Regions from separate parts of the Homo sapiens genome. Here region 1 is linked to region 2. A link is an interaction called in ENCODE POLR2A ChIA-PET data of the cell type or tissue named here. Cell type or tissue: IMR-90. All regions are shown on one strand. Links, peaks and the distances in the headings refer to the core of each region. The heading gives the core; the rest is flanking DNA.

What was found. Peaks named below come from ENCODE experiments on the same cell type or tissue, not always from the same donor. Only the 100,000 strongest peaks of a DNase experiment are listed, where the experiment ranks them.
Region 1: POLR2A ChIA-PET joins it to region 2 with 14 read pairs; 3 of 35 experiments call an interaction of 5 or more read pairs at or near these places.

What each region holds. Positions count from the first base shown.
Region 1 is chr9:20,343,756-20,349,559 of GRCh38, forward strand. It overlaps MLLT3 (MLLT3 super elongation complex subunit), which reads right to left. Exons shown (of 11, transcript NM_004529.4): 11 at 1-2,819. The coding sequence ends at 2,688. It overlaps LOC124902129 (a long non-coding RNA gene), which reads left to right and starts at 3,364. Exons shown (of 4, transcript XR_007061434.1): 1 at 3,364-5,804. In IMR-90, for the core only: no CTCF peak of the experiment used is centred there; no DNase peak of the experiment used is centred there.
Region 2 is chr9:20,243,184-20,249,909 of GRCh38, forward strand. It overlaps a transcript of SLC24A2 not described here. Among named protein-coding and RNA genes, the nearest start is that of MIR4473, 160 kb to the right of the region's middle. In IMR-90, for the core only: no CTCF peak of the experiment used is centred there; no DNase peak of the experiment used is centred there; H3K27me3 peaks cover 385 bases.

The DNA.
Region 1 (5,804 bases), core at 805-5,804, 100 kb after region 2:
CCATTTTCCCTTTGTGCTTAAGAAACCAGAGCCACTGTTAGGGTACTCACATGTCAAAGATATTCTTAATAGGCTTCAAAGTTGGGTGTATATAAATGTGACAGAACTGAAGGGGTTACTTTAAGAGAGGTATTAAAACTACTTGAAATTAATTCAAAGGGATCTTTTTATTTCTGTATTTAAAAATTAGATGAGAGCAAGATTACCACTTCAAAAAAAATAACGTAACTCTCAGTCTTAATTTTGTGAAAAACTTACTTTGCTATCTTGATGAGTAGAAGATGGATAAGTTTTTCTGAACTTTATCAATTTACAAACTTACATTTTAGGATATTCTGAAGAAATTAACTTTATTACCTAATTTTCAAGTCTAAAGTTTATCATATAATAGCTGTCCTTCTTATCATTATTTTTGTTTGGTCATTTCTTATCTTACCTAGCTTCTTGGTTAGTAACTTAAAGGAAAAAATTTTTACATTGGCAAATCATATTTTTTGCCCCACAATTTAGTTACAGAAATAAAAATGGCCCAAACTACATATATACGTTTCTAGTTAAACTACACAGATATATTAAATCACATAAACTTCTGGCTTGATCAGAATATGTGTTAGCAGTTAGAAATTTTAAAATATTTTAAAAATTTGCAACATTTCCATATAAACATTACCCTCCCCTTCCAGCTATAAAGTTAAAAACAAAACGCAACTGAAACCACACAATTCATCAATCACCTAATGTCCAAAATGACTCAAAGTTTCTCTGCACATCAAGAAGTGGACAATACAACAAATGCTTCAAGTACGGTTCATGCCAATCGTCATTAAGAATCATAACATTATTGAGAAAGTACACTTGTCCTCTGGGAGGACGCTTCAGAGAAATAATTTACAAGGAGCATGGCTGTATTATAATTTTTTAAAGGAAAAATAGTTTCTTTGGATAGAAAGAAACAGTGTAAAAAATCCCCTTTTTAAAATGCAGAAATAACTCCATTATCAATCTGCATTTATATAACTGCCCAAAAGAATGGGTCTGGAAAGACCATTTTCTGTACAGACACTAGTTAATCTCTGTATGAAAAGACAGCATCTGGCATGGGAACAAACAAGGGAGATACTGGTCTATTAGCACACATAGAGACTTTCTTAAGGCTGATCCAGTGACGAACCTTTGGATCCAGAAGTATTTCTTCATTTCTCTTCTTTTCGGCTGAATTTCTAGTAAAAACTTTGAAGATGAGCTGTTCTTACTTTTCATTTCTCCACTTATGGAGAAGATGGAATAATGACACCAAAAGTACTTTGGTTTTTTTCTTTTAAAAATAATTTGCTTTCTTTTGCATGCCACAGGACAGATTTCTAGTTTCAAAACAAGGGTACAACAAGAACAAAAAAATCCCCCCATCCCCAACCGTCTTTCACCAATACAAGAAATCCTTCTGGAAATATTAGCAAGCAACTAAACAGGTATTGAACCACTGAATCTACAAGTTAATACATAATCTGTTATGGCAGAATAACCAAGAATTTTTCCCCAAAGAAAGATTTTAATTTTTTCAAATATAAAAGTGTCTAAGAGAATCATATGTGAACAAACAAAAATCTCTGATTCCAGATTTTTAGGATAAAGATGAGTAACACACTGGCAGCTGAAGAAAGCTGAAACTCTGACTAATAAATAGATCCAAATTAAGAATTTCTACAACAGTTTTTTTTTTTAGAAAACAGGACCAGAATTCTTTTTTTTTAAATGATGATCCTGTGGAATGCCTTTACTTCCATATTCACCTAATATTGTAACAGTAAAACAGACACAAGAATGTTGATGACAGCTCAACAATGCTGGATTCAGGACATTTACAGGTACACTTTTGTTTAAAAGTCCTACAAGTTTATTGACTAAGGCTAGACAGCAATTCATATGATCCTATTTGGTGCATTTTCTACCATGGTCCAAGATCATTACATGGATACAGCCAAGGACTGGGCCCCAACTTTCAGGAAAAAGACCACAAAGAAGAAAATCAAGGTGGCTATTTGGTCCCCCCAGTTGATAATCTGTGTCCTGGAACTGGAAAAACAAAAGGTGGAAAATACAGACTGCAACGAGTTAAAGGACTTGGAAAAAGTTGGTGGAAAGTGGCACGGTATACGAGTAAGGTCACTGGGCTTGGGATGGCAAGGGTGCTGCATTGAAAGAGCATCCACGGGACCAAGTACTTATAATGTCTGATGGTGTCATTCCCTCAACGACTTAGAATATCTGTATGCGATAATAAATAGATCAGTTATGTAATAAGGCAGTGTGTTGAATATGCATTCGTCCTGTGGAATGAACCACCACAGAGAGATACATGATACCATACACATTCTTTGAGTTTTCTTGTGTTGTGTTTGATTTGTTTGTTTTCAAGGCTATCCAGGCTAACTCTTCCCGGGGATTTCCTTGGAGAGAAGAGTGGTCCGCTGAGGCTGGTTTGCTTTAACCTCTCCTTTATCAAGAGATGATGACTGGCTTTAAAGAAAAATAAAGCTGAAGGTTGTTTGATTTTTATTTTTTCCCTTTTGGTTGCATCATTTTGAGTGTTTTCATATAAACAACAAGAACAAAAAATCACAACCAAAAAAAAAAAAAACCAAAAAAAAAAAACACAATAGTTCTTGATGCATCCAGTTGTTATATCCTCAGGATGTTCCAGATGTTTCCAGGTAACTCTGTAGTTTACGGACTGTGGTTTTGTCCAGCGAGCAAAGATCAAAATCAAATGTTGTGTTTGTGATATGAAAGTGTCCAGTTTCTTCTATAAGGTTCACGATCTAGAGGAGTGAAGAAGAGAAAGTTTGGGCAATACGCAGCAAACATCAAAAGGCAAAGAGAGAGTAATGGAGGGGCGATCAAATATGGAATCAAGTGATAAATATTCGTATTTATAGCAACAAGGTCCCATACCATGAATAGCATTAAACTGTCTCAGTCAACTTGATAAGTCAAAGGTATATTAAGCCTTAGAAATTCCCAGTGAGAACCTGTCTTGCTTTTCATACCCTTTAAACTGATGTCTGCTTTCAAGTCATGAACAGAATATTTAACTGTGAGTGAGCAGTTAGGGGGAGATAGCATTTCAAGACTCCTTTAAAAATTAGTTACTGACTCAATAGACAGTGATTATACTTAATAGACATAAGAAAAATCCAGCCGAGAAATAACAAAACTACTTTTACTTAAGTACAAACACATACACACACACACCCCTATATAAAATCATTTTCCTTTATCATTATATAATTGTTAATAATTTGGAAAATACAGGAACTCCCAAAAAAAAAAAAAAAAAAAAAGGAAAAGAAAGAAACTGTCTACAATCCCACCCCCTTAACAGATAGTGACCAGAGGGGGCTCAAGGGAGCCTTCTAGAGTACTGGAACTGTTTTGTTGTTTGACTTGGGTGCTAGTTACATAAGATGTTGTCACTTGGTGAAAATGTATCTACCTGAATGCTTTGTTATACTTTAACATAAAAATAAAAACATATTTATTACTTTTAGTTGTGTTCACTTGATTCCCCTGAATATTTTGGGGAGATTTTAAATATTTAAGGTATTCAATTAAATAGAAATATTATCTAGAAAAAGAAAGGATGCCTTTGTCTTGTCATTTGGAATAGTTATACCTCATTTCTTCTTGTATTGGCTCCAACTTTCAGAAAAATGTTAAATGACAGAGATGACGGTTACTATTACTCTTGCCCTGGCTTTCAGGAGAACACTTCTGAAGTCTCAACATTAAGAATGAAGGTGATGATTGGTTTGAGAGATTCTTTTACCATGTAAAGTATCTTCCCATTCCTATTCTACTAATAATTTTATTGGACATGGATGCTGTATCTGGGCAGTGTATTGGGCACAGCGTTTTTTGGGGGAGGCAGCAAAGTTAGTATCAGGGCAATAAAAGAAAATTTGCACAGAGTAAACAGCTGACAAACTTCTACCTGATTTGAGTTGTCTGTTATTCTCTTTCTATCACTTACCTCTGATTCTCTTTAGGTCAATAATCTTAAAAAAGAGAATAATTTTAATTATTGAGCCTATCATTTATTTAATGAAGTTTTAGATTACCTAATGCCACGCTGAGTAACAGCAGAACTGAAACTTTTAACCTTCTCTTCTTACAATTAGCTTTCTTTTAAAAAATACAGTAAATTTGTGAACTACTCCCTATAGGTCAGTGGCTCTTAATAGAAAATGTGCTCCCCATTCCTGACATATTATTTGACTTTCACAGAAGCATGACATATTAACTCTCAATCCAATTAACTGCTCAACTCCAGATTGAGCTGTTATTGTCTTACCCAATCTCTGGAACTATTTTTTAGGGATATAACTACAGCCTTAATATTAAAATAAGCTACTCTCATAGTGGATGCAACAACAGATGCTGCAAACTAACTCCCTAATATCGATTTATTCCTTAATTTTTTTTTATTAACGGAAGGCCGTTTTTCTGAGAGCTGCCCAACTACAATGTTTGCCTCCCCAGACCTACTTGCAGCACTTGTCAGATGCTGCTATTTACAATTTATTTGTCAGAACTCACTGTTTTCAGGAATATTTCTGAAAAGGGTATGGACAATGGGTATGCATCTTTTGCCTTCTTTCCTTCTTCCTGTGTGCAATGGGAATGCAGTGCTTGGAAGTGCAGCAGCTGTCTTCCCATTAAGAAGACGAATACAGCTTATGAAAGATGGAAGAAAAGAAAGACAAGGAGCCTGTGTCATCAGTGGCATCTTTTAAGCCACTATCTCGACCACGGATTACTTACCTCCAGGCTTACTGTTATAGGTGGGGAGGGAGTCAGAAGAAAACCTTACTTGCTTAAACCACTAGACTCAAGGTTCTGTTACATGCATCAAGAAATTCTTAGAAGGAGTGTACCCAATTATGGTTAAAGTGCTACATTTATGTAAAAATGTATCCAACAAGATCTTATTAACACTAAAAGATCTAAAATGGACACACATTTGTTTTATTAGTTATTAGTAACAGAACTTTCAAGAAGTCTTCCACACATATCCACACACATACAGAAACACAAACACACAGCTATGCCCACAGAGGCTTTTCATGTCAATCATATACTTACTATATAATTAAGATCAATTGAACTAAGACTATGTATTTTCTGGAATAATTTTTTTTTGCCATTTTGTGCAAAAATACTATGAATCTAGTGAAAATGTGTAAATTTCAGGATGGAAACAAGTAGTCTCTTTAGAGCTATTATAATTTCAAATTTATGCAATGGAGGCAAATAACAAGCTGACCAGAATTTGACTCCTTTCCTCAGCGAGCTGCCCAGTAGGTAATTGACAAAGCATTCAGAATAGAGTTCTGGATCTGGCATATCAAGTTCTGACTCTGCAAACTTTTTCAATGGTATTAGACAGAACATCATAACCTTTGAGCCTCAGTTTCCTCATCTGGAAAATGAGAGTAATGCTACCTGTTCTACTTGTACAAGTTTGGGCAGATGATCAAATAAGGTATCATAAATAAAGCTTCTTATAAATGGTAAATTGCTACCTAAGTCAGGATAACATGATTATGATTACCTTATAAACTGATCCTTAATTATCTGGGAGGTGACTAAACTGCACATGAATTATAGACCTGATGCTTTTTCCTCTCGCCCCCAATGAGTGTTAGCCATTTCATTAGCACTAAAATAAATGAGGCAAGAAAATGCAGAAACTAAAACTCAGAAAGGCCGGCTTGAATTAAAAAAAAAAAATTGTAACTCATTCT
Region 2 (6,726 bases), core at 766-5,765:
TTCACTTTCTTTTTGCACAATTTTTAAAAAAATTATAAATTAGCACCTTCATTCCCTTCATGGTTGGCATCTGCTGTATTTCAAGTGAGAATGCATAAAATCCTCTTCTCATGAGACTATCATAATCAGAAAAACACATAAGCAGAATGCTGACATACCAGCTCCTTCATTCTGCTTTTGTGATTCTATTTATGAAATATTTGACACATGCAATGAGGTGTTATTTATAAAAATTTGCAGCATACTAAACAGTATATAATACTGTTTGTGGATACATATATACATGAGTAGTAAAAATATTAAAGCATGTTAGAAAATTATAAGCATCATCCTCAGTATTTGAGGGTATCTTCAATCTGAGATCATTTTACTAGCCAGATTGTAACACGCTTACACATACAGACACACACACTTACATGTACACACACATTTGCTCTCAATTTTGTTATATATATGAACAAAGCATTCTAGAGTTTTATTACCAGCCTAGACAATGTCTTAGAAGACTTTTAATTTTTCCTTTAAAATAAAAGGAAAGCAGAGCAAATGAGATGTGGTCAATGGGGGTGATGCCATATGACCTCACTTTTTGGGGGTGTTTGACTGCCTTCCAGTAGCTTGCCTCCTGGGTCCATTTTTGAGGCAGGCTCTGGCTTGGCTCCAGGCCAGTGTGACAATCAAGGCCTGAGAAGTCTCTTCTTTCTGAGATAATTTCTCAGGTTTCTTTGTTTTATTGGTGGATAGAAGGAGGGACCTCGAGAGGAAGGGAGTGGGGAGGAGGGGGATCAGGCGGAGATTTCTAAACTCAAACAGGAAGTCCGGCTGCTGTCCCAGCCTGTGAAACTGCGCTGGCTTCAGCAGGGCAGCCCATGCAGGATGGCTTAAAGTTAATCCATGGAGTCTGGGCCACTTTGGACTAATTCCTTTGAGAGTCTCCAAGCCTCCAAGGAGCATCTCTGACTCTGGCAGACCATCCAAGGTAGTTTTGAAGAAAAATAAACTCAGATAAAAAAGAAAAGAAAATATAAACTATCCGGTTAAAACGTGTGCCTTTAAACAGCTATGGGCCAGACACTAAAATGAGTTTACAAGATCCCAAGGAGACAATTAAGGAAAGCGAGAACAAGTGAAAAATAAGATGCTCATTTCAGCATTGTAAAGAGCAGGAAGGAGGGAACATTATCAGAAAGACAGCCTTTAAGCCAGCACTGAGGGATAAAAGAGACCAGATGGCCCTCACCCCCAGGCCAGGCAGAGGACCCGCCCAGCCCCTACACACTGCGCCCTGTGAAATGCATGCGTGCAGCCCTCAGATCTGTCAGATTTATGCTTGCCTTTGCACCACTCCAAGAGGCGCACCAGTGCCGAACATCTTTGAAATTCTGTTGGATTCCAAGTGAAAAATCATTCTGCCTTCAAAGCTAAATGGAAGTTTGGTAGATGCATGTGCTTTTCCCTTAGGTTCAAAAGAGAAATTACTCTCCTCACCATCTTTATGCATTCATAGTTTCCTTTTTCAAGCAAAAAGGGAAATTATGATGGGGAAGCATCCTGTAAAAGCAGAAGGTATTATACAATAACAGTACTGCTTCTTTATAGAAGCAAATTTTTCTACATTTTCTTTAAAACAGAAATGTAGTTTGCTTTCATCCAATGCAGTATGTTTACTTCTCTTATTTTAAAAAAAATCTGTGGTTTTGATAGAGTGTCAGCATCATTATTTGCTCACATCTCATTTTAAACATTTTGCAAATGTCTGAAATAATGTACATAAACCTTTCAATGAGTTAGTGCTAGATGCAGAAAGTACAGGAAATTGTCACATCCTAAGTCACGTATTCCTGTGGAGGTTTTTTAGCGGACATGAGAATATGTCATAATGGGAAAAATAAAAAAAAATTATTGAACTGTGATTATGCATTAGGTAGGCCCTAGTGACACAGAAAATAGACAAAGATCTTACAATCCATGGTTCCTGCCCTCAAGGAGTTGATATCTAGTGGGAGGAGAGAAGAAGGTGGAGAGGGCAAGTAAACAAATACCTGTGATTAATACCAAGTGACAGGTGCTATAACTGAGTTAAGTATCAAGTTTCACGGGTTACCTATGAAGGAGCAGTTATTTCCACAGAACTGTGACTGTATCAAGGAAACCTACACCTAGATGGTATTGGTGAGACAAGACAGGTGAGAGGATCCCAGAGAGAGGCAAGAAAGCCAAAGAGAGGTGGAAGTCTATGATGTTTTCTGGAAGCCGTAAGGAGTCCAGTATGGGTAGAGCATGGCGACTGGGAGTGGCAAGGAATGGCTAATGATGGAATGGAAGTGTGGGTTTGGAGTCAGAAGCAGTTCATCAAAGGCTTAGATTGCTGTACTAAGGAAGGTGGACCCCCAAGCCATGGTGAGGAGAATAAGCAGAGCTTAGAAAGAACAGCTTGGTCTTCAGATGTTGTGTTAAAAGGTCAAGCGAATTGAGATTTTTGGACTATGGAAGTATTAGGATGAACAAAATGCAGGGAGCGATAAAGTCACATTGGATCTGGAGAGAAAAAGTAGATGGTAAACTTAACAACAAAGTTTAACTTAGTCAGAAGAGCACTTGGCTAAAATAGGAGATAATAGTAGCTAACTTTTACTGTGTGCTATTATATTCAGATCCATGCTAATCCTTATTTAACCTTCAAGACTACCCTATAATTTAGGTACTATTATTATAGTTGTTTTACAGGTGAGGAAAATGAGGCAAGGAGAAATTTAGTGAATAGCCTAAGGTCACCAATTAGTATAAGGGGGAGCCAGGATTTGAACACAGGCTGTCCAACGTCCCCAAAACTCTATGTATACTGTTCACAGAGAAGGAAACATGCTCTGTAAGGAAAAGAAATAAGATCATGTGTACATAAATTTTCAGGTTGCTGCAGGATATCAAGGTAGAGATTTCTAATAAATAGCTAAGAATATAGGTCTGGCACTCAGAGAAAGATGCACTCATTCAACAAATATTATTTCCTGAGCACTTATTTTGTACCTGATGCTGTTTCAGAGCTGGAGTTATAGCATCATCTAAATATTAATATTTATGGAGCACTCACATGTGAAACATATGTACATGAAATTTTGGTAAAGCAAAAATTTCCATCACACAGCTGAACACATACTCTCTAACTCAGAGATAGCTCCTTCTGCAAAACAAATAATTCATCCCTTAAGCACCTGTTTTTGCAATTTCAGAATTACCCATACTGGATTTTCTTAAAGCAAAGCACCCTATAAACATGCAAACATTCAGTCAGGAGGAAAGAGTTCATTTTAATTTTACGAACCACTCAGCATGTGTGTTGGGCTTAGGAAATAATAAAATAAATATATCTCAGTCATTTGTGTTGATAGAATTTAATGAGAAGACTACAGTAATGACAAGTTACTCACAGGTCAACAGAATGCAGATCTCCCTCAAGAAAAGAGGGAAAAAATTCAATCACAAAGTTCAAGATCATGGGAAGGAAGGGAGAAGCCCCTGACATTTGGCCTGCCCTGGTCTGTGGGCCTTGGAATCCTTCAGCAACTGCAGTTGTACTGTCTGCCTGTATAGCTAGGCACATGTATAGCCAGGCCCAGATGTAGCCTGACAGGAGCACCCATGAGGGTTCCTTGCATCTGCACCAGTCCCAACTGAAGCTGCCACCACCACCCTATCTCCACTGCCAACACCAATGCAACTACTGAGTGAGATTTGTTCTACCTTAACTATGCAGAGGAGATAGCACCAGGATCCCTATTTATTTCTGTGCTACATGACCATTATACAGTGTATTGCATTATTTTGAAGTGAGACTCCTTTCACAGAAAAATAACATGTGAGACCACTTATATCTTGAGCTTAGATAGCACCTTCTGCTAAGTGCCTCTGCTTACTTTCAGATATTATCTCATGAAATCTTCACAGGTTTCTCTATTGGAAATATTTTTCAGCAGTGGCATAAAAGTCAGGGCATTTCTATGAATATATGCCCTAACTGAGGGCATTTCCTGACATCTCCACCCACTAAAGAACCAACAGATTATTTTCTTTTCAAGCAAATCCCATGGTGCTATCATCCTTACGTAAGCATCAGCAGGCCCTCACCAAGAACTCCAAGCACATACGGTCCAGCCTTGCCTCTCCCACTGCTGTGGTCTGAATGTGCATGTCCTCTCAAAATTCGTATGTTGAAATCCTCACCCCTAAGGTGATGGCATTAGGAGGTAGGGCCTTTGGGAGGTAATAAATTATGAGGGTGAAGCCCCCATGGATGAGACTAGTGCCCTTATAATAGAGAGTTGAGAACGACTCCTTACCGCTTCCAACATGTAAGATTAAAGTGAGAAGTCAATTGTCTACCAGGAAGCAGACCCTCTCCAGACACCCAATCTGCCAGTGCCTTGATCTTAGACTTCTCTGTCTCCAAAACTGAGAAACAAATTTCTATTGTTGGTTAGCCAAAAGTCTATAGTATGGTGTTATGACAGCCCAAACAGAGTAAGATACTTTGATAATTTTCACAATCAACTGTTTTCCAGAGTTGGAGCCTTTTCAGGCGACCATCACAAAGAACCAACAGGCCACATAGCATAACAGTTTAAGAGCATGAGTTTGAATTCAAACTTATTTACTGTGCAAACTTAGGAAAGGATTCTAACCTCTATGAGTCTTAGTTTCTTTAACTGTGAATTGGGAATAATAATAATACCTCCTGCTATGCTTATGAGAATTGAGTTATTACATACAAAGGGCTTAGAGCATATGGAATGCCCTCAATAAATATTCTTGATTATATCCACCTGTCTGTCCACACACGTGTAAAGCAAAGAGCATGAAAGTGGATGTCAGAAAATCCAGATTCCAGTGCCAGTTCTCCTACTAAATAACCGTGTGTTCTTGTTAAACTCAATGCCTCTGAGATACAGTTTCTGATTCCTGAGTTGGAATGGATTATTCCAAACAGCTGACTTTTTGGGAGGCAGCTGCAGCTGGCACTGATAGTGAATGCAAGGAACCCGTATGGGAGCTCCCACCAGATCTCCAACATGGATTTTATACATCGAGGATCTTTGTGCCTTGGCTCAAGGCCCTAACAGGTACTAAAGAAAGATTTCAAAAATAGAGCACATCTTATTTGGTTCGGGCTGCTATCACAAATATGCCATAAGCTGAGTTGCTTAAGCAACAGAAATTTCTCACAGTTCTGGAGGTTGGGAATTCCAAAATCAAGGCGCCAACAGATCTAGTTTATGGTGAAGGCCCTTTTCCTGGTTTTTAGATGCCCATCTTCCTGCTGTGTCCTCACATGGAAGAGAGCAGATAAAAAGGGGCAGGCTCTCTTGTGTCTCTTTTATAAGGGCACTAATCCCGTTAATGAGGGCTCCACCCTCATGACCTGATTACCCACCAAAGGCTCCACCTCTGAATACCATCGCATTGGGGATTTAGACTTTACCATATGAATTTGGGGGGCCACATTCAGTCTACACCGAGCATTTCTCCAACGCTGCCTCACAAATAGAATTCTAAGGATTCATTTTTCATCTTATCAGGAACAGAGTAACTATCCAACTGCAAATCCTGACAATGTACAACTATATTGTTAGCATTTACTTCTCCGGGGCACCCACATGGCAGACCTCCTACAGGGCACTTAAGGACAATAAGAGAGTCTCTAAATAGTTGTTTCCTCCAGAGATATATTCATGGTTCTTCCTGGTCCTGGTCTCCCTTTCTCCCCCTGGAAGTTGCTGAATGTAGACCACAGCCTGCACAGGCCAGGGAGCCCAGTGGACACAGCAGAGGCTCAGGCTGGCCAAACTTATTCTCAAGACAAAGACGATGAAGTAAAGCAGATTCTGGAATCAGCCTGCCTGCCTATGAGTCACACAAGTTGTGTGACTTTGGGTAAGTTGATTAATCTCTCTGGGCTTCAATTTTTCATGGGATAAAAACATGGATGATAAAGTATATAACTAACCTGGTTGCCTCAAAGAGCAATTGAGATAGTTCATATTGACCTTTAGTACAATGCCTGGCATATTGTGAGTGCTCAAAATGTTAGCTGTGATTATAATTATCACAGCTCTGCCATTGTATAACTGTGAACCATGGACAGTTTACTTAATTTCCTGAGCCTCAGTTTTCTCATCTGTCATCTGGGGACAATAATACTTAACTGTGGGTTTGTCATAAGGATTAAATGAGATAGTCCATCTGGGCCCAGCGCAGTGGGTCATGCCTGTAATCACAGCACTTTGGGAGACCAAGGCGGGTGGATCACCTGGGCCAGGAGTTCAAGACCAGCCTGGTCAACATGATGAAACTCCATCTCTATTAAAAACACAAAAAAGTAGCTGACGTGGTGGCGGGCTCCTGTAGTCCCAGCTACTTGGGAGACTGAGGCAGGAGAATTGCTTGAACCCAGGAGGCAGAGGCTACAGTGAGCTACGATTGCACCATTGCACTCCAGCCTGGGCAGCAGATTGAAACTCTGTCTCAAAAAAAAAAAAAAAAAAAAAATGAGACAGTCTGAAATGTCATGTAGCACTGAGTAATAATATCTGCTATTATTAAAATCATGACTATTATTATTTATAATTGGAAGTGAGGAAGGAGTGGTCACAGCAGCTGAGGTGACTCCCAACACTGACCTCTTACACCCAGAAAATAAGCCTTACACATAGACTCATCTGTATAGATTCT